2 separate regions of the Homo sapiens genome follow, and region 2 is linked to region 1. The links are chromatin loops, found by intact Hi-C in ENCODE. Cell type or tissue: chondrocyte. All regions are shown on one strand. Each heading gives the region's core, and the rest is flanking DNA. Links, peaks and the distances in the headings are about the cores only.

What was found. Hi-C counts contacts between places; a loop is a spot of excess contacts. Peaks named below come from ENCODE experiments on the same cell type or tissue, not always from the same donor. Only the 100,000 strongest peaks of a DNase experiment are listed, where the experiment ranks them.
Region 2: a loop joins it to region 1, with 2.1 times the contacts of the local background. A loop is called at or near these places in 4 of 110 quality-filtered maps.

What each region holds. Positions count from the first base shown.
Region 1 is chr11:112,316,098-112,327,631 of GRCh38, reverse strand. The region is part of intron 2 of LINC02762 (long intergenic non-protein coding RNA 2762); the gene reads right to left. Among named protein-coding and RNA genes, the nearest start is that of LINC02762, 51 kb to the right of the region's middle. In chondrocyte, for the core only: no CTCF peak of the experiment used is centred there; a DNase peak (open chromatin) is centred at 6,807.
Region 2 is chr11:112,369,351-112,380,884 of GRCh38, reverse strand. No RefSeq gene overlaps it. Among named protein-coding and RNA genes, the nearest start is that of LINC02762, 100 kb to the right of the region's middle. In chondrocyte, for the core only: no CTCF peak of the experiment used is centred there; no DNase peak of the experiment used is centred there.

The sequences.
Region 1 (11,534 bases), core at 2,194-10,193:
CTAGGGCAATCAGGCAAGAGAAAGAAATAAATAGTATTCAATTAGAGAAAGGGGAAGTCAAATTGTCTGTGTTTGCAGATGACATGATTTTATATTTAGAAAACCCTATCATCTCAGCCCAAAATCTTCTTAAGCTGATAAGCAACTTCAGCAAAGTCTCAGGATACAAAATCAATGAGCAAAAATCACAAGCATTTCTATACACCAATAATAGACAAACAGAGAGCCAAATCATGAGTGAACTCCCATTCACAATTACTACAAAGAGAATAAAATACCTAGAAATCCAGCTTACAAGGGATGTGAAGCACCTCTTCAAGGAGAACTACAAACCACTGCTCAAGGAAATAAGAGAGGACACAAACGAATGGAAGAACATTCCATGCTCATGAATAGGAAGAATCAATATCATGAAAATGGCCATTCTGCCCAAGGTAATTTATAGATTCAATGCTATCCCCATCAAGCTACCATGGACTTTCTTCATAGAATTAGAAAAAACTACTTTAAAGTTCATATGGAACCAAAAAAGCCCACATAGCCAAAACAATTATAAGCAAAAAGAACAAAGCTAGAGGCATCACACTATCTGACTTCAAACTATACTACAAGACTACAGAAAACAAAACAGCATGATACTGGTACCAAAACAGATATATAGACCAATGGAACAGAATAGAGGCCTCAGAAATAACACCACACATCTACAATCATCTTATCTTTGACAAACCTGACAAAATAAGCAACAGGGAAAGGATTCTCTATTTACTAAATGGGGTTGGGAAAACTGGCTAGCCATAGTATGGCTATGTAGAAAGTATGGCCTATGTAGAAAGCTGAAACTAGATCCCTTCCTTACACTGTATAAAACATTAACTCAAGATGGATTAAAGACTTAAATGTAAAACCTAAAACCATAAAAACCCTAGAAGAAAACCTAGGCAATACCATTCAGGACATAGGCATGGACAAAGACTTCATGACTGAAACACAAAAAACAATGGCAACAAAAGCCAAAATAGACAAATGGGATCTAATTAAACTAAAGAGCTTCTGCGCAGCAAAAGAAACTGTCATCACAAAGACAAAAACCACATGATTATCTCAATAGATGCAGAAAAAGCCTTTGACAAAATTCAACAACGCTTCATGCTAAAAACTCTCAATAAATTAGGTATTGATGGGACGTATTTCAAAATAATAAGAGCTATCTATGACAAACCCACAGCCAATATCATACTGAATGGGCAAAAACTGGAAGCATTCCCTTTGAAAACTGGCACAAGACAGGGATGCCCTCTCTCACCACTCCTATTCAACATAGTGTTGGAAGTTCTGGCCAGGGCAATTAGGCAGGAGAAGGAAATAAAGGGTATTCAATTAGGAAAAGAGGAAGTCAAACTGTCCCTGTTTGCAGACGACATGACTGTATATGTAGAAAACCCCATTGTCTCAGCCCAAAATCTCCTTAAGCTGATAAGCAACATCAGCAAAGTTTCAGGATATAAAATCAATGTACAAAAATCACAAGCATTCTTATACACCAACAACAGACAAACAGAGAGCCAAATCATGAGTGAACTCCCATTCACAATTGCTTCAAAGAGAATAAAATACCTAAGAATCCAACTTACAAGGGATGTGAAGGACCTCTTCAAGGAGAACTACAAACCACTGCTCAAGGAAATAAAAGAGGATACAAACAAATGGAAGAACATTCCATGCTCATGGGTAGGAAGAATCAATATCATGAAAATGGCCATACTGCCCAAGGTAATTTACAGATTCAATGCCATCCCCATCAAGCTACCAATGACTTTCTTCACAGAATTGGAAAAAACTACTTTAAAGTTCATATGGAACCAAAAAAGAGCCCGCATCGCCAAGTCAATCCTAAGCCAAAAGAACAAAGCTGGAGGCATCACACTACCTGACTTCAAACTATACTACAAGGCTACAGTAACCAAAACAGCATGGTACTGGTACCAAAACAGAGATATAGATCAATGGAACAGAACAGAGCCCTCAGAAATAATGCCGCATATCTACAACTATCTGATCTTTGACAAACCTGACAAAAACAAGCAATGGGGAAAGGATTCCCTATTTAATAAATGGTGCTGGGAAAACTGGCTAGCCATATGTAGAAAACTGAAACTGGATCCCTTCCTTACACCTTATACAAAAATCAATTCAAGATGGATTAAAGACTTAAACGTTAGACCTAAAACCATAAAAACCCTAGAAGAAAACCTAGGCATTACCATTCAGGACATAGGCATGGGCAAGGACTTCATGTCTAAAACACCAAAAGCAATGGCATCAAAAGACAAAATTGACAAATGGGATCTAATTAAACTAAAGAGCTTCTGCACAGCAAAAGAAACTACCATCAGAGTGAACAGGCAACCTACAAAATGGGAGAAAATTTTCACAACCTACTCATCTGACAAAGGGCTAATATCCAGAATCTACAATGAACTCAAACAAATTTACAAGAAAAAAAAAACAACCCCATCAAAAAGTGGGCGAAGGATATGAACAGACACTTCTCAAAAGAAGACATTTATGCAGCCAAAAAACACATGAAAAAATGCTCATCATCACTGCCCATCAGAGAAATGCAAATCAAAACCACAATGAGATACCATCTCACACCAGTTAGAATGGCAATCATTAAAAAGTCAGGAAACAACAGGTGCTGGAGAGGATGTGGAGAAATAGGAACACTTTTACACTGTTGGTGGGACTGTAAACTAGTTCAACCATTGTGGAAGTCAGTGTGGCGATTCCTCAGGGATCTAGAACTGGAAATACCATTTGACCCAGCCATCCCATTACTGGGTATATACCCAAAGGACTATAAATCATGCTGCTATAAAGACACAGGCACACATATGTTTATTGCGGCATTATTCACAATAGCAAAGACTTGGAACCAACCCAAATGTCCAACAATGATAGACTGGATTAAGAAAATGTGGCACATATACACCCATGGAATACTATGCAGCCATAAAAAATGATGAGTTCATGTCCTTTGTAGGGACATGGATGAAATTGGAAATCATCATTCTCAGTAAACTATCGCAAGAACAAAAAACCAAACACCGCATATTCTCACTCATAGGTGGGAACTGAACAATGAGATCACATGGACACAGGAAGGGGAATATCACACTCTGGGGACTGCTGTGGGGTAGGGGGAGGGGGGAGGGATAGCATCGGGAGATATACCTAATGCTAGATGACGAGTTAGTGGGTGCAGCGCACCAGCATGGCACATGTATACATATGTAACTAACCTGCACAATGTGCACATGTACCCTAAAACTTAAAGTATAATAAAAAAAATTAAAAAAAAAAAAAAGAAACTATCATCAGAGTGAACAGGCAGCCTACAGAATGGGAGAAAATTTTTGCAGTCTACCCGTCTTACAAAGGGCTAATATCCAGAATCTACAAAGAACTTAAACAAATTTACAAGAAAAAAGCAAACAACTCCATCAAAAAGTGGGCAAAGGATATGACCAGACACTTCTCAAAGAAGCCATCTATGCAGCCAACAGACATACGAAAAAATGCTCATCATCACTGATCATCAGAGAAATGCAAATCAAAACCACAATGAGGTACCATCTCACGCCAGTTAGAATAGCAATCATTAAAAAGTCAGGAAACAACAGATGCTGGAGAGGATGTGGAGAAACAGGAATGCTTTTACACTGTTGGTGGGAGTGTAAATTAGTTCAACCATTGTGAGAGACAGTGTGGTGATTCCTCAAGGATCTAGAACTAGAAATACCATTTGACCCAGCCATCCCATTACTGAGTATATACCCAAAGGATTATAAGTCATGCTACTATAAAGACACATGCACATGTATGTTTATTGTGGCACTATTCACAATAGCAAAGACTTGGAACCAACCCAAATGTCCATCAATGATAGACTGGATTAAGAAAATGTGGCACATATACACCATGGAATACTATGCAGCCATGAAAACGGATGAGTTCATGTCCTTTGCAGGGACATGGATAAAGCTGGAAACCATCTTTCTAAGCAAACTATCACAAGGACAGAAAACCAAACACCACATGTTCTCATTCATAGGTGGGAGTTGAACAAGGAAAACACATGGACACAGGGCAGGGAACATCACACACTGGGGCCTGTCAGGGGGGCTGGGGCCTGGGGGAGGGATAGCATTAGGAGAAATACCTAATGTAAATGACGAGTTGATGGGTGCAGCAAACCAATATGGCACATGTATACCTATGTAACAAACCTGCACGTTGTGCACATGTACCCTAGAACTTAAAGTATAATTTTTAAAAAGTGAGTACAATTCGCTAAGATACTTTGAGAGAAAGATCACATTCACGTAACTTTTATTACAGTATATTGATATAATTTTTTATTTTTATTATTTATTTATTTATTGTTAGTTACTATTGTTAGTCTCTTACTTGCCTAATTTATAAGCTAAAATTTATCATAGATATGTATGTATAGGGAAAAAAAACATTAAATATATAGGGTTTGCTACTATCCACGGTTTCACACTCCACTGGGGGTCTTGGAACACGTCCCTCTTGGAGAAGGGGGAATGACTCTATTATGGTCAGAGCATTCTCTCTATTGCAATAGTCCCTTCCTATCCCACCCCTTGAAATAATCCTTCCCATAAAATCCATTCTAAGTCCGGATTTGTTTATTTGACAATGGCCATGGATGACTCTAAGGAGCTCTTAGACTCAACAACTGTCTTCTAAAACTGATCTCCAGTCCTGGAAAGTGCCATGAGCCAAGCATCTGAGGGCAGGTAATACGGCCACACTTTAGTAAAGACATTTGTCAGGGCACTGCCACCGCCAGATGCTGTGATGACACCCATGGATGAATGCTAATTATCCTTTCTTTCACCTTTCTGTTTGCATCTTTGAAGTCCTGGCGTCAGATTCAAAGTCCTGGGTGGGAGTGCGTAATTGGACTGGCTCAAGTCCCATGCTTGTGTCCTGAGGTCAGGAGCCAGGACACAGAGAACCTCCCCCAAGTTGGTTTCTGAGGACAGAGGCAGGGCCCTGCCTCCCAGCAATATTACACGCAATGGGGAAGACAGCTTGATGTTAGGACATCCAAGGAAAACCAATAAATGTCTGCTATCTTTCTACCTAGATCCTAGATTTTTGTTTGTTTGTTTGCAGGGGCGAGGGGATGATTGTTGCTGTTTAAAAAGACTCCAAAACTTGCTGTCTCCATCAATAATGTTGGTATAAAGTCCACAAATAATGATGTGTGGCTAAGGCTTCACAGAGCAGTGTACGGTTTCACAGACGATACATCTCTCAAACTCCCATCCTCAAATTGCCCCCTGCCCACACCTTCGGCTTTGATTAATCAACCCAGATGCTGAGGCAAGAAGGGTTCTTCTTGCTGCCCTACATGGTCTCCAGCTCCTGACACTCTCCCCCTAAGCCTGAGCCACTTATCACTGAAGAGGATCCTGGGCCCCATGTGACAGGAGGAAGTGAAGGCGTCAGCATTAACCTGCTACCTGATTTTGCTGGGGCCTCTGCCAAATGCCTGTGGGGAGCTGCAATAAATTGTTGTGCAACATGCCAACGTAACAGCTGGTGACCAGCCATTAGGGTAATCCACTGAGCATGGGAATTTCAAAAACCTCTCAGCACACACAGAAAATGAGAGTTATTGCAAAACCAGGTGTTCCCGTCTAATTGCAGGAAGTGGTTTGAAATGTTAATCTGCTCCCACAAACAGCATTTTGCATGTGAGGAGTGTGGAAGAAAGACTCCCAGCCAAGGCTTAATAGAGGAGAGCAAATACTTTGTTCCCTCATTTATTTAATCCTTTGAGGTTGTTTCCAAGCTTTTGAGTCATAGAATCACAGAGAAATGTGGCTGGAATTGACCTTGAGGGCATCAGCTCTGTGCCCTGCCTTAGTGCACAGCAGTCAAACTGTGCCAACCTGGTCCTCCGCAAGGCGAGCCTATACTTCCTAGAAACCTGCCCCAATCTGCCTCTCGGATGACCTAGCAGCCAGACATGCCTCCCGTTAACCCAGGGACCGTCATTTTTGCAGTATCAGCCAAATGTACCTGTTGTGGGAAGCACTCAAACCTAGCCATTAAGAGAGAACTTCAGAGACAGACACAACTGGCTTTAACTTCTTGCTCTGTCCTTGCTGGCTGTGTGACTTGGGCAAGTTTCTTCACCTCTCTGAGTTTCTCGAAGCCTCCATTTCTCCATCTTTTGAAACAGGGATAATGAATCTACCTCACAAAGAGAGGTTAGGATTAGCTCAGGTAATGTACGTAAAGCACTGAGCAAAGTCTGTGGTCATGGCAAGGACACAGTAAAATAGCTCTTATTATTATTTCATTGGATTAGCTAACTTCATTCATTTTCAGAAATCAAGGGATCTTCCTCGTGGCTACATACTTAAAGACAGCACAACTTTCCCACGAATCAATGCCTTCATCCTTTCCTCTCCAGGCTCTGTTACTGATGTTTAGGGCTTGCTGTCACTCGGCCTTTGCTGCTGCTTCCAGTTGATCTGCCATGGGTTTGCAACCCCATTCTTTGCCCCCACCTTCATAATCTGCTCTATCCTGTTTCTCGGGACCTGGGATGCTCTTTCTGCCCTCTCTGCCCTCCCAGACCTACGTATCTTCAAAGCCCAGCTCAAGTCCTGCCTTTTCCACAAAACTTCTTCTGGCTGCCCCAGCTTGTTCATTCAACAGCACATGCTGACTGAGTATTGGCACTAGGCCAGGCCTGTGCGTCCCTGCGGCTTGGGTGGAATGTGGACAGGACATACTCCATTCAGCCCTACCGAGCACTCCTTTCCCTGAACCACAGTGGCACATTACAGTTTATTCCCACCCATGTTCATGGCTGATGTGCACATTATTCTTGCCTTTTGGATGCTTAATTCTTTAAATAAATGATGCAAGGCAATGCTGTGGAAGAAAGGACACACACTGTGAGATCAAAGAGTCCTAGGTACGAATCCTAGCTCTGCCTCTTGCTGGCTGTGTGACCCTGGCGTGTACTTGGGCTCACTACAGGAAAAGATGTGGTATCCATGCAGAACCAATGCCCTGTCACAGTGTGAGGACCACTGGCTCCTGCTGGAACAAGGTGCAGACACTGTCTGACATCTTAGCATCATTGTCCCTTAGCTTTTGTCATTGTAGATCTGAAGAATACCCCAGCCACTCCAGACTGGATGCCAGGCAATGACTTCTCTCTCTCCTCGAAATCTATGCACAATATACAAGGAATAATGCCAGAGTCTTCTTTTTTCTAATCAGTTCACAAAATGGTTGAGCCAGCTTTTCTGCAGTTTTTTCCCCTTCTCTGCAAAGTTGTTTATGAACATATTTTTTAATTGTCTGAGAAACATATAACTTGTTATTCCAAAGCTAGGTTACTATAACTCTGACTTCTGCTTGGAGGAAGAAATTAGGAGAGAGCAAAATAAACTCCGAGTGCCCTTTCAAACAAATTCCACTGTTTCTGTGCAATATTATTTGAGCATCCTCAGAACAGTGAGAATGTGGCAGAGCCCTGCAAATCTCCCCCGGCCACAAGTGTACTCCCTCAGGATCTGCCATCTACCCAAATCACTTAGACACAGTAAAGGACAAAAGGACCTCCAGCCCCGCTTGTCATTGCCTCTTTGCCCCATGTTCTCTATTTGTGGCTTGCAGGGTGCTTTGGGGTAATGGCAATAAAATATACGATGAATTGATTTGCCTTCAATCCGAGAGTCTTTGTTCTATTTCCACTCTGAGTCTGACCAAAAAATGCACTTGAGTTCATTGAAAGGTGAGTAGACAAAGCAGATCACCCCCAAAATCCACCAAAATGATAATTTTTTTTTTAATTTTTTTGAGACACAGTCTCACTCTCTCACCCAGGCCAGAGTGCAGTGGTGCAATCTCAGCTCACTGTAACCTCCACATCCTAGGTTCAAGCAATTCTCCTGTCTCAGCTTCCCAAGTAGCTAGGCGTACAAGCACACGCCACCACACCTGGCTAATTTTTGTATTTTTATTAGAGACGGGGTTTTACTATGTTGGACAGGCTGGTCTTGAACTGGAATAGTTATATATAACTATTGAAGAAGAAATACAAGAAAGTATTCTAACATGGAAAGTAAAAAGACAAAAATTATATGAGGGAAAAAATTAGAGACACAGAAGATTAATTAGAGCCTATATCTATCTCATAGAAGTCGAGACAGAGAGAAAGAACCAAGAGAAAGGAAGGGAGAAAAGAATAAAATAAATATTTCAAGTCTCTATGCCAAAAGGCCCACCAAGTACTAAGCAGGATGATTCTCAAAAGACTCATACTTAGACATAAATATCCTCATGCGGTTTCAGTACATGGAAAAGGGAAAGTTTCTAAAACCACTGCAGGAAGCAATTTACCTACAAAAGATTGATAATCTTCTCAACGACAATTCTGGATGCTAGGAGACAGTGAAGTAATTCCTACAAAATTTTGAGTTAACTTATTTTGAACCCAGAAGCCACCCAAGGAAGAGGACAAAAATAAAGATATTTTCAGACCTGCCAAGACCCAGAAATTTTACCTGAAAAAAAAAGTTGCCTCAGGATATGCTCCAGAAAAGAAAACAAACAAAAAGGAAGCTTTGGAAATAAACAAGCACCAATCAAATGAGAACAAGCAAAGGCTATTTATTCAGAGCTTGCTCTAGCAAGAGAGTCAGCCACCATCCATTGCATTTTGGCAGAGACTCAAAAACAAGCAGAAAAATGGGAAAGCTGTATAGTGGAAAAAAGGAAAGGTTTCAGGTATGCCCTGACTGGAGGCTGTTGGCATGGGGAGGTTGCAGGTGGACTAACTAGAAGCTCGGCATCCCATAGGATTGATTACAGGTGCATATACAGCTCTCTCTGGTTGGTCCCAAATTGGAAGCAGAGACAAAAATTAGGGATGCTGTCAGATATTAATCAAGTCCTGGCTGTTGGAGGCCCATTGTTTCTGAGGTTATTGTTAGGCCTCTTGGGCTGGGTGCTGGAGACAGTGGTCTGACTTACTATCCATCTGACTTATAGATAATAAGCAGGCTTCTTGGGCTGGTTACTGTAGATAATGTTTTGGTTTCCTGGGATGGTTGCTGCAGCCTGTGAGTCAGTGTTTTGTTTTTTAATATGGTTTGGCTATTATCCATTTATTTATTCAGTCCCTCAAACCTAAGAAAGAAAGATATGGGACCTAGCAAATGGTAGAACTAAGGAGTGCATCAGAAAAGTTCAGGATGACACAGCTAGAAAGTCTGTTCCAAATTGGCCACTTTCCAAATAGAATGATTAAGAAGTTGGAAATTCTTAGTAACATGGTGAAGGCATGTCAACCAGAAAACAGACACACGCAATTATAAATTCCAGAATAAGACTCGTGTTCCAGATTGAAAATGAGTTATTATATTGAAGAATTGTTAGCATACAGCAAGATTCTGTTTACCTTGATGCTTGGAACAACCTCTTTTGAAGAGCAAAGATTACATCTGGACATAGGATTACATCTCCTCCATAAAGACAAACACTCTTCTGGTTCTGCAGCAAATAATCTTTACAAAATCACACTATTGTTAAAGCCATGTATTGATTTTCAATTTTCAGCATCAACTTACATATAAACAAAGCAAGAAAGGGTCTAGTTTTGGGTACAATATGAAATGTAAATGTTCTACACTTTGACAACATAAAAGTAAAGTTAGCGCTGACCAATATTGGGGGGAAGAGAAAGGAGGCAACATGGAGTTAATTTCCTTACATTACATGATAGAGAAACAAGACATACTAAGTTAATGAATCAAAGAATGATGGTTTAGGCACCTTGTTTTAAATTATAGAGGAAATACATAGAAGAATAAAAATATAACAAAAATTGGCAGGCAGAAGTTGGGGAGATACATGCCTCATCTATCATAGAGAGGAGTCAATAGCTACTACTTCATATTGATGAATCAAGAAATGCAAATATAAGCATATTATTTGAGTTATGAACAAAACCACCACCAATGCTTTCTCCCCTCAAGAAAGTTGAGTGAAGAACAGGACTAGCAATGGAGGTGAAGAGGAAGACTTATGTTTTATTTCATACCTTTCTGTACTATTTTAATGATTTTTCCCCAGGCGCATGTACTTAATATTCTTTTCTTTCTTTTAACTTTAAAAGAAGTCAGGATTCAGAGACAGCACTCCAGCACTCCCACAAAGTGAACTCATTTTTCTCTGTGCCCCAAAACAGCTTGGCTTTATCGTTTGACTTGGCCTCACCAAGTTTGTGTTTTCAGCTGCACTTTCTCAGACCTGCATTCTTGGGGACGTAGAAGAGACATTTAATGCATTTTTATTGCATAGATGAGAAGATAGTAATTCCTTCCTTGAATAAACATATTCAGAGCACATACCATGTGCACTGGAACACTGGGCACTGGAGACACCGAAGTGAACAAAACAAAGTCCCTGCCCTCATGGAAAGTGTTTATATTCTTGTGGGCAAGACAGACACCAAGCAAGGAAAACCTGCCCTTCCTTCACCTGCTGAGAGAAAAGCTAGAAAAACCCACGTCCACATCTCTGTTACCAGCTGCAAGACCCTGAGCCAATGACTAAACCTCTCGGAGCTTTTGTGTCCCCATCTGTAAATTGCAGATGACTGCCTTTCCGGGTCATCAGAAGAGTAAACATGGTTCCAGGCTCCCATTTTGAGTTACACAGACACAAATTGGAATTTTTAATAAACTAGAAAGGAAATATAAAATCAAGTTTCAACACTCTTTGGGTAAGAGCTTATAATAATATAAATATCAAACTATTTCTGGGTTAGTTGAGAGAAGTATAGATTGTGAGTCGTTTGGTGTTGATGACTTAGGAAAATCAGCAGGATGAATCTTCATTCAAGTTAGACTCTATTTCCCAAAGTAGGTTTGGTGAAACACTTGTAGCAAGGGCTCTATAGCTAAACAAACAGTAGGAGCACAGCCTATGATAGCCCTCTCTTAGAAAGTCACAATGCACATTGGTATGATAAAGGTCCTGAGAATTCCTGCCGCAAACAGGCCTGTTCAGTCCACAATTTCCCAACTGACTTCATCATGGAACTCTTCCACCCACTGTCCATCCACAGAATGGGTGGAGTGCTGTCCCACACAAACATCTCCTACCCACCCTAATTCCACTGAATTAGTACTTAGCAGAGTACACTTTAGAAAATGCTGAGATGGAGGGCTTGTAGCCTCTCTTTAGCTCAAGCCAGAAAAAATAGTCTTCACGAGTTCCCTAGCACTAAAAAAAGCAAACCAGACTCGAGCAAGGCCCATGTGGCCAACAGCAGACCTCACTGTGAACAAACAGTTTCTCTCTCCTAAAGGCCCTTCACATTGTGTGGGTGGCATATGAGTGCCGCCAGGACGCGATGAACCTATCTGCACAGGCTGGGAACCCTCCTGAGGCCCCTCTGGGCT
Region 2 (11,534 bases), core at 1,804-9,803, 54 kb before region 1:
GGACCATTAGGAGACTACTGCAGTAGCCCAGGTGAGGGATGACAGTGACTTGGACCAAAAGTGGCTGTGGAATCTGGCAGTATGTAAGGTTCATCGGTGACCCTTGTGGAGGAAGTTTCAGTGAGGAGGCCAAGGGAAAGGCAGCCTGCAAGGGCCGAAAGTGGGAGGTGAGCATGCGCAAACAGCGCCGGATCCCTCGCTACTCTTTCAGGAAGCCTGCACGGACCTGCCCCTGGATAAGCCCAGACTCTGAGCTGGGCCTCAGCCTAGGGTGACCAACCATCCCAGTTTACCTGGGACTTTCCTGTTTTTAACACTGGAAGTTCTGCCTCCAGGAAAACCCCTCAGTCCAAGGCACACCCGGAAAGCTGGTCACCTATGCCTGGTCCCCGGCCAGCCCCTATGGTCACCCTGCAGTTCTGCTGTCCCTATAGGGTGATGTCCCTGCCTTCCATTACAAGCCTCTGAGCTCCTGCTAGTGATACTGCTCACTGATGCAGGGATGCGGAAATGCTCAGGAACAGGAGGGACATTGTGCTGCTTGGATGCCACCTTATGAAGGCTGTTCCATGACTCCCAGTATTGGGAATAAATAAATGAATGGTTTTGTCACTCCACTACCACCAAGTCAGGAGCACTGAGCTAGGAACACGCATTTCACCCCCCATTATGCTTCTGAAATGCCTGTCTTGAAAAAGATTAATCAGTTTTTGCATTGGTCTTGTCCTTCTATCTTCGCAGCTTTGAATACAGAAAAGCACTTCCTCCTACTTAAGATCTCTCCTTTGTTGCCTCCATACTCCTCTCTTCCGTGTCTCCTCCTGCCTTTCTGATATGTGTTTCTCAATCTCTTTCATGGCCTGATAAAGCATGAACCTTCCTCATACACGCTGGTGAGGCAGGCCAGGGTCATGTTTGAGTGCCTGGACATTAACATCAAATGGGACCAGGACTTGAATCCCAGATTTGCCTCTTTCTGGAATTGCAGCCTTTGACACATTACTCCTCTGACCTTCATGTTTCTCCCCTGTAAAATGGGTCTAATGAATTCTACCTCATTAGATTGCTATGAGAACAAAATTAAATGAGATTATGCATCAAGGGAAAAAGCTCAGCACAATACTTGGAACAGAGCAAAGCAACAAATAAAAGCTGTTGTTGGTGTTCCCAACAGTAATGTTCAACAATAGGGAAGTGGTTAATAAATTAGGCTACATACACCATGATTTATTTGTAGAATACTATATGATACAGCCATTAAAAATAATGTTCTGAAGAATACTTAATGGCACAGCAAAATGTTCACAATATAATTTTAAGAGAAAAAAATCGGGCTATAAAACTCAAGTCTCAATTCTGTTCTTAAAAGAAAGTATGAGTGAGTGTGTGTGTGTGTGTGTGTGTGTGTGTGTGTGTTATGCATGTATTTAGAAAAAAGAACTAAGAAGAAATATAGCAATATAGCAAAAATGTTGGCTGGTTAGCCTTTCTTTTTTACTTCTTCTTTATAGTCTTCTGTATTTTTACATTTTCTCTAATAACATGTATAGCTGACCCTTCATATCTGCAGGTTCTGCATCTGTGAATTCAACAGAGGATCAAAATATTTGGAAAAAAATAAAAAATAATATAAATTATAAACATTTACATAACATTTACAGTGTATTAGGTATTGTAAGCATCCAGAGATGATTTAAAGTATATGGGAAGGCCAGGGGCAGTGGCTCATGCCTGTAATCCCAGCACTTTGGGAGGCCGAGGCTGGAGGATCACTTACGATCAGGAGTTCAAGACCAGCCTGGCCAACATGGTGAACCCCCATCTCTACTAAAAAACAAAATTAGCTGGATGTGGTGGCACAAGCCTGTAATCCCAGCTACATGGGAGGCTGAGGCAGGAGAATCGCTTGAATCCAGGAGGCGGAGGTGGCAGTGAGCCGAGATCACGCCACTGCAATCCAGCCTGTGCGACAGAGCGAGACTCCATCTCAAATAAATAAATAAATAAATAAAGTATATGGGAAAATGTGCTTAGGTTATATGCAAATAAATACTACACCATTTTATATTAGGTACTTGAGCATCCTTGGACTTTGGTACCCAAGGGAGGTCCTGGAATCAATTCCCCATGGTTACTGAGGGACAACTGTCTTATTCTCATAACAATAGATGTTATTTTAACATTTCCATCATCAACTTATTTATTCAACAAAGATTTTTTTTCTGGCATATACTGTGTGCCAAGCAATATTCTAGACCCTGAGGATACTGTGTTGAAAAAGTCAACAGGCAGAATTTTCTTAAAACACCCTCTAGCCTTGCATTTAATTCCCCTTAATTGTTTTATGTATTAATTTTGTCTCCAACACTAAATTGTTTACTCCTCAAGGGAAGAGACTTTGTGTTTCCCTTCTCTGTAACCCTATATCACTCCCTGAATACAGGAAGAACTCAGTAACAGATTTCACTTCAGCAACGGGGGCTTGATTGAAATGGCCAGTTTTCTGGAATCAGTTACTATAGAAAGAAAAGAGAAGAGGTGCCTTCCTATGTTGGGTTGGTATCTGCCCTCTTCTTCCATTGTCTTGGGAATGATGAGGTTGAACATTAAAGACTGCCACCTCCACTGGGTTTTCTGACAGCACAGGAGCCAAACGGCTGGCCTGGCCTTTTGTCAAGGGAGCTTCTCTTTCTTCAAGCACCATATCATACACAACACACCTGCCTTTTTGAACGTTAAGCAACTTGAGAGCATGGCAGATGATCATGTCCTCTTATATCAGGAGATCTTTTTTTGTGTGTGTGAGACAGAGTCTCGCTCTGTTGCCCATGCTGGAGTGCAGTGGCACAATTTCGGTTCACTGCAACCTCCACCTCCTGGGTTCAGCAATTTTCATGCCTCAGCCTCCCAAGTAGCTGGGACTACAGGCACATGCCACCATGCCTGGCTAATTTTTGTATTTTTAGTAGAGATGGGGTTTCACCATGTTGGCCAGGCTAGTCTGAAACTCCTGACCTCAAGTGATCCACCCGCCTTGGCCTCCCAAAGTGCTGGGATTACGGGCCTGAGCAACTGTGCGGGGCCATCAGTTCTTTACTGTTTTTACATAGTGGATTCCTTGGGCAATCTGGTGAAGCCTACAGACCTTTCTTAAAATAATGTTTTTTGATGCATAAAATAAAGGCGTAGGATTACAAGGAAAACCAAGCGTGTATACTGAAGTACAATTACCAAAATAGTATGTTTAAAATATATATTACATAGTAACAGATTTGCTTCTTTGAACCACATTTAAAAAAATAAGACATTGCACTTGAAATACAGGCAAATTGAAGTTAAATTTTGTTTTTTAAAAGACATACCCATATAAAGGCTGCTTTGCCTAGTTTGAATAAGAATATGAGACAGCGGGATGTCTTTGATGAGATAATACACTTGTCATGCTGGACATCCAATTGATTTTGATTTTTTCTAGTAACAACATTAAAACTCCAATCCTCAAAGATATATTGTTGAAAATGGAATTAAAGCTTTTACGGCTCCTTTGCAAAGTAGACAGATGTTTCTGTCAAGGAGCACCAAAACTCTCCAAGACTTTTTAGCTAAACTCTAGTTGTAGCTGTTTTCCATCCCAAGATCAATGTTCGCCATCTTTGGCTAGGCAAACACCTTTGAGACAGTTTATATCAACAAGAAAAAGAATGCAATTCTATGGTCCAACTTTGATACCATCAAGATAGAAATAATTTTTAAAGGAGTTCTACAGTGTTTCCAGGTGTTTGTAGATTTCTCTTTTCAGATAAACTGACAGTATTTTGTATGTCAACTTCATTGAGATAAAGCACTTCCTCCAGCATCGCAAAAGTTGGCAAAGATGTCAGCCTGAACTCTCCTTTCATATTGGCAGCTGAGCCAAAAAAGCTGGTAAAGTTTTCAGGATCATTCATAATGGTGGTATCAGGGCCTCGAACTGGAAGGTTCATCTCGTTCAGATGGTTAAAAATATCCGCTGGGTCAGCCAACCCTCAGACAACATTTTTTCTTGCTACATGTTCCAGGAGAGGATTTTCTTTTTCTTTTAGAAAACAGTGAATCTTTCCCCTTGAAAGACAGTAAGCTTCTCTGTGGTAGAGAAGCACTTCATTTTCTGCCATCATTTCTTGACAAAACCTGCAAAAATGCTGTGATTCAGAGACTAGATAAAAGTTGATGACTTTTATGGCTGTTGACAAAACTTCTCTTGGGGTTTTTGAAGAGCCAGAATACGTTTGTGTGAAATGCGGTGAGTGAGAACAACATAGGTGCTCCCTTTTACTCAAGTAGCAAAGTCAGATGCATAGCCACGCATTGCAACAGCACTGTCTGTGCAAGGAAATGAACCTTTTCTGTCGAGTCACTTTTGTTTGACACAAGCAAAACAAAACAAAAAACCTTTATACCATCTGCAAAACATCAGCAGCTTTGTAGTTTCCAAAGGCACTCACAAAAAAAAATCTTTCTTTGTTGAAGTCAGCAGGCACATCATGAACAAAACAGGCAGGTGACTACCTGGAAGGATACCTGGAGTTTCACAGAGTGACGTGGGAGGAATGGCGAGGTGGCCAATTCCTCCATAACTTGCTTCAAGACATGCCTACTCTTCTTCATGGAAGCACCTCATCTGACTAAGGAATCACTTCCAGCTTTTACCTCTTTCTATTCACAAATCTCCATATTCCCAGTGTATGTGGCTTTAGATAAAGTTTCTCCAGTAATGTGAGGCTTTTTCTGTTTGACATCTGGTAAGAAATTTCAAGAATGCTTCAAGAAAAGGTTTTTATGGCAAATCCACATTTTGAAGTATCTGAACTTTTTTCTTTTCCTTTTCCTTTTTCTTTTCTTATTTTTTTTTCGAGGCAGGGTCGAGGTAGAGTACAGTGATGCTATTATTTCTCCCTGCGGCCTTGACCTCCCAGTCTCAAGTGATCCTCCTACCTCAGCCTCCTGAGTAGCTAGGACCACAGGTGCCACACCATCACACCCAGCTAATTAAAAAAAAAATTTTTTAGAATTGGGGTCTTGCTGTATTGCCCAGGCTGCAAGCTTTTCCTAGCTGAACTTCCTTCATACACATGCGCACAAAACTCCTGGGTGTTTTGGATACATCTTCCAGATAGACATAGGTGAGTCCTCTTTCAGTCTCCCTGACTTCAAAATTCCATTCCCAATAATTTTTTTCACAAAAGAAAAAAGTCATTGTGACTTTTTCTGTCCAATCACTTCATTAATGTAAACAAAGCCAAATACACGGTTTTCATCAGGCCTTCCTTTTCTTTTTCCAGCCTGAAGATAAATTGGGTCTGTAAAAAATAAATAATAAATAAAGCTAAAATAAAATGTTTTATGCCACTAACATTCTTTGAAGCATCATATTTTGTTTATGACTCCTAAGTAATTTGTTTGATAGACCTACATAGGAGGCAATCATTTGTATATTAATTAAGTGTCAAATATTTGTTAAATTTTATGACCAGTGAGTAAAATAAGACAGGTTTTATGATTAGCCAAGGTTTAAGTACCGTTAGTATCTTTTAACCTTTGCACAGATGTGGGATTACTGCAGTTGATCACGGGTCCTATCCTCCCTGAAATTTAGCTAGTGCTGCGTGTGACTTCCTACGACTTTTTAGAAATAATGATTCTCATTTCTGATATTGTCATTGTTTCTCACAAAGGTATTTTTTTAGATATGTGGTATTTTCACACAATAATAGTGCAAGAACATGTGAGTAACATAGTGTGCATGTAAGACTGCATTTCATATCACAGACATTGCACAAATACACAGTAAATCCAGAAAAAAAATAAAGAGGACTTCTGCTTCTCCCAGAGCTTATCGCACCGTGCACGACCTGCATCACCATGCAATCTGTCAGCAATCACAAGAAGTTGCTTTAAATAACACACTCCGACAGTTCACTCAGCAATCAGAAATATTCCAACTCAGCTGTGCCACCCAAGGTGGCACTGCCTACGGAGAGTTAAAAATTCAAGTCGGAACAGTTCAGATTGCAAAACTTCAGCAAACCATAAAAAGGACTCAACTACCTCGCAAATTCATCCACAAACAATTCAGTTAAGAGATGCTGGAAGGTCTGGGTCACCTAGAGGAAAACACTCAGATCCGCTGCTTTGATGGCTGCCCTGCTGAGGCACCAAGTTGCCACAAGTGGCCAGATGTAGAGCAGGAGAGTCTGTGAGGAATTCTGAGCTCACATGCTGTCTAGCAGCCAGTCTGATAGCTACTGTGATTTCAAAATAGTGGTGGGTGTTAATGACATTTCCAGATATCTACAACAACTGTAATGTGATGTGAAAACATTTGCGAATTCTATTAATGACAAAATCACAGTTAGAGCTAATATGACCGGTTTGTTGCCACATTTGTAATTGAAGGAAATGCTACATTTCACATAGAAGATAGTAAAAAAAAATATAGCTATAATTTTTCTCTACCCAAGTTCATGGAGCCTCTGGCTCCTGTTCCACAGACCCCTCAGCAGTGGAGTGGCAATCTACAGACTCAAGTTAAGAACTTCTACCTTATATAGCTCAGTGTGGTCCCAAGAGAGTGGTTCCCAAATTTCAGGTAAGAGAAATGCAAAACAGTAAATGTTTATAATGCTAAACTTATGAAACACAAGGTTTCTTTCTTCTTTGCTTTTAAGGTGTTCTTCCTGATACCAAAGCCTGGCAGAGACACAACAAAAAAAGAGAATTTTAGACCAATATCCCTGATGAACATCAATGCAAAAATCCTTAATAAAATACTGTTAAACCGAATCCAGCAGCACATCAAAAAGCTTATCCACCATGATCAAGTGGGCTTCATCCCTGGGATGCAAAGCTGGTTCAACATACGCAAATCAATAAATGTAGTCCAGCATATAAACGGAACCAAAGACAAAAACCACATGATTATCTCAATAGATGCAGAAAAGGCCTTCGACAAAATTCAACAGCCCTTCATGCTAAAAACTCTCAATAAATTAGGTATTGATGGGACGTATCTAAAAATAACAAGAGCTATTTATGACAAACCCACAGCCAATATCATACTGAATGGGCAAAAACTGGAAGCATTCCCTTTGAAAACTGGCAGAAGACAGGGATGCCCTCTCTCACTACTCCTATTCAACATAGAATTGGAAGTTCCAGCCCGAGCAATCAGGCAGGAGAAAGAAATAAAGGGTATTCAATTAGGAAAAGAGGAAGTCAAATTGTCCCTGTTTGTAGATGACATGATTGTATATCTAGAAAACCCCATCGTCTCAGCCCAAAATCTCCTTAAGCTGATAAGCAACTTCAGCAAAGTCTCAGGATACACAACTAATGTGCAAAAATCACAAGCATTCTTATACACCAATAACTGACAAACAGAGAGCCAAATCATGAGTGAACTCCCATTCACAATTGCTTCAAAGAGGATAAAATACCTAGGAATCCAACTTACAAGAGATGTGAAGGACCTCTTCAGGGAGAACTACAAACCACTGCTCAACAAAATAAAAGAGGACACAAACAAATGGAAGAAGATTCCGTGCTCATGGATAGGAAGAATCAATATGTGAAAATGGCCATACTGCCCAAGGTAAATTATAGATTCAATGCCATCCTCATCAAGTTACCAATGACTTTCTTCACAGAATTGGAAAAAACTACTTTAAGGTTCATATGGAACCAAAAAAGAGCCCACATTGCCAAGTCAATCCTAAGCCAAAAGAACAAAGCTGGAAGCATCACGCTACCTGACTTCAAACTGTATTACAAGGCTACAGTAACCAAAACAGCATGGTACTGGTACCAAAAAAGAGATATAGACCAATGGAACAGAACAGAGCCCTCAGAAATAATGTCGCGTATCTAAAACTATCGGATCTTTGACAAACCTGACAAAAACAAGAAATGGGGAAAGGATTCCCTATTTAATAAATGGTGCTGTGAAAACTGACTAACCATATATAGAAAGCTGAAACTGGATCCCTTCCTTACACCTTATACAAAAATTAATTTAAAATGGATTAAAGACTTAAATGTTAGACCTAAAACCATAAAAACCCTAGAAGAAAACCGAGGCAATGCCATTCAAGACATAGGCATGGGCAAGGACTTCATGTCTAAAACACCAAAAGCAATGGCAACAAAAGCCAAAATTGATAAATGGGATCTAATTAAACTAAAGAGCTTCTGCACAGCAAAAGAAACTACCATCAGAGTGAACAGGAAACCTACAGAATGGGAGAACATTTTTGCAACCTACTCATCTGACAAAGGGCTAATATCCAGAATCTACAAAGAACTCAAATAAATTTACAAGAAAAAAACAAACAACCCCATCAAAAAGTGGGCAAAGGATATGAACAGACACTTCTCAAAAGAAGACATTTATGCAGCCAAAAGACACATGAAAAAATGCTCATCATCACTGGTCATCAGAGAAATGCAAATCAAAACCAAAATGAGATACTATCTCACACCATTTACAATGGCGATCATTAAAAAGTCAGGAAACAACAGGTGCTGGAGAGGATGTGGAGAAATAGGAACACTTTTACACTGTTGGTGGGACTGTAAACTAGTTCAACCATTGTGGAAGTCAGTGTGGCAATTCCTCAGGGATCTAGAACTAGAAATACCATTTGACCCAGCCATCCCATTTCAGGGTATATACCCAAAGAATTATAAATCATGCTGCTATAAAGACACACGCACACGTGTGTTTACTGCGGCACTATTCACAATAGCATAGACTTGGAACCAACCCAAATGTCCAACAATGATAGACTGGATTAAGAAAATGTGGCACATATACACCATGGAATACTATGCAGCCGTAAAAAATGATGAGTTCATGTCCTTTGTAGGGACATGGATGAAGCTGGAAACCATCACTCTCAGCAAACTATCATGAGGACAAAAAAAACAAACACCGCATGTTCTCACTCATGGGTGGGAATTGAACAATGAGAACACTTGGACACAGGAAGGGGAACATCACACCCCGGGGCCTGTTGTGGGGTGGAGGGATGGGGGAGGGAGAGCATTAGGAGATATACCTAATGTAAAATACACACCAACGTGGCACATGTATACATATGTAACAAACCTGCACGTTGTGCACATGTACCCTAGAACTTAAAGTATAATAAAAATATATATATATAAATAAAAATAAAAATAAATTTAAAAAATAAAATTACTTTTCTCTCAAAAAAACAAAAGATGTGCTTCTAATGAAATGATAGAGACAACAGATGATAATTTTTTAAATATTTACTAGGTGAAAATGAAAAGTCAGCAATCCTATGTCAGTTCCCCCACCCACTCTTTGTATTGTGTTTATTGATCTAAGAAATTCAAAATCTGAGATGTGTTCGTCCAGGACAGTGTGACAAACCCAATGAGCCCCCATGTCTAGTTCCCCTAACAGGACCCTGGGTTAGTTCATTTGTCCACTTTTCAGAGAAGATGGCCCCATTTGCAGTCCATGGTGAAATTCTTAGCAGTCTACACCTTCACAGTCATCCCATTTTCCTGGCAGAGCACATAACTTGACTGTCTAGCCAGGTGAGCCTGAGAAGGATGTGGTTGTGACTGGGTGTCTGGTGCCTGGAAATGCCAAGGTCACCTTGCTACCACCAGGCAAGCTGGCCCCAGTGGGAGTCAGCAGAGTGAAGAGAGGGAGGGAGCCTGGGTTCTTGGTGACATCACAGAGCTGATTCTACCACCAGGGCAAGTGCTATCACCCGTGGACTTCCTGCCATGTGAGATGATTTCTAATTATTTACAACCATTGAGTTGGGGGATTTCTTACCACGCAAGTGAAGTCATCATCACTGATATACCTAGACACCTTGGGAAGCATTAAGAAGGGACATTACCTCTAAAGCACAGGTTCCTAAACCAGGGTATCAAATGTGCTTGCCCATCCCAGTTTATGTAGATTATGCCTCCTACAACCCCTAATTCAATCCATCCCCCCATGTCTTGCTGATTTTACCTCCTAAATATCCCACTGATCCTTCCTATTCTTTCCATCTCCTTTGCCAACTCTAGCCCAGCTACTGCCAGCTCTTGTTTGGTCTAAGGCATCAGCCCACCAACTCCCACCAGAGCCTCTTCCAAACAGCAGCCAGAGGGACTTTGTTTTAGTGCAGATCCACTCACATTGCTTTCCTGATTAAAATCCTGATTAAAACCTTTATTTTAAGTGCAACAGAAAACTTTTTAAGTTTTCTTAACTTAAGTAGCAAACTACTTAATTACCTACAAAGCCCTAGAGAACCTGGCCCTCCATACCCTCCTCCAGCTCCAGCCGCACTGGCCCTCCCCATCACTTTCCTTCCTGTGTCTGGTTAAAGCATTCAGATCCCACAGAGGTCAGCTCAGAAATCATTTCCTTAAAGAAAACTTTAATGACCACATTCTCTGCCAGCCTCAGGCTGGACCCCCAGTAATACTCTCACAGCCCTCCATCAAGCCCTTCCAAGGATTCAATGCGATCTTATTGTTTCACCATTGAATTCCCAGACCCTAATACAACGTAGGTGTTCAAAAAGTATTTGTGAAAGGAACAGATGGATCTTCACAAACAATCCCAGATACACCTAGGTAGTAGCTTGTCCCCAAGGTGTATCTGGCTTCATAAGCAGTGCACAGAAGCCCTCTTCACAGCTCCCTGTGTTCTGCTCACAGACACAGCAGCTTGCCCTTGACTACTCCCTCTCGAGGGAGGGAGGTGTGTGCCTCCTACCGTGCTTCTAACGGTGGCCCAGTATTTCCCACCCACACTTTTTCTGTATCGTGGAAGGAAGCAATATTGCATAATGCATATTATGAATTAAATGTTAGTGTCCTCCCAAAATTCTTATGTTGAAGTCCTAACCCCCTTTTGTGTTGGCATTAAGAGGTGCAGCCTGTAGAAAACAATAGGTTCAGCTGAAGTCCTGAGGGTGGAGCTCCCATCATGAGATTAGTGTCCTTATGAGAAGAGTAAAAGACTCTCTCTCTCTCTCTCCCACCTGCTCCCCTACCCTCACTCCCCATTATGGAAAGATAGAGCAAGAAGGCACCCATCTACAAACCAGGACAGCCCTCATCAGATTCTGCTGGGATCTTGATCTTGGACCTCCCAACCTCCAGAACTGTGAGAAATGTCTGTTGTTTAAGCAACCCAGCCTGTGGTATTTTATTATAGCAGACCAAGCACACAAAGATAATGCACTAAAGGTGTGGGCGACAGAATCAGACACATGGACTCATTCCAGTTCTGCCACTTCCCAGTTGTGTTTCCCAGGGCTAAGTTCATAACACCTCTAAGCCTCAGTTCCTCATCTGGGATAATAAAAGCATGAACCTCACACAGTTGCCATGAAGATTAAATGAGATCATATATGTAAAGCTCTTAGCAAAGTGCCTGGCACATGGTCTAAACATTCAGCAATGGGTGTCTTCACTCTTACTTGAATTACTGCCATAGAACTGAAACAGAGTCT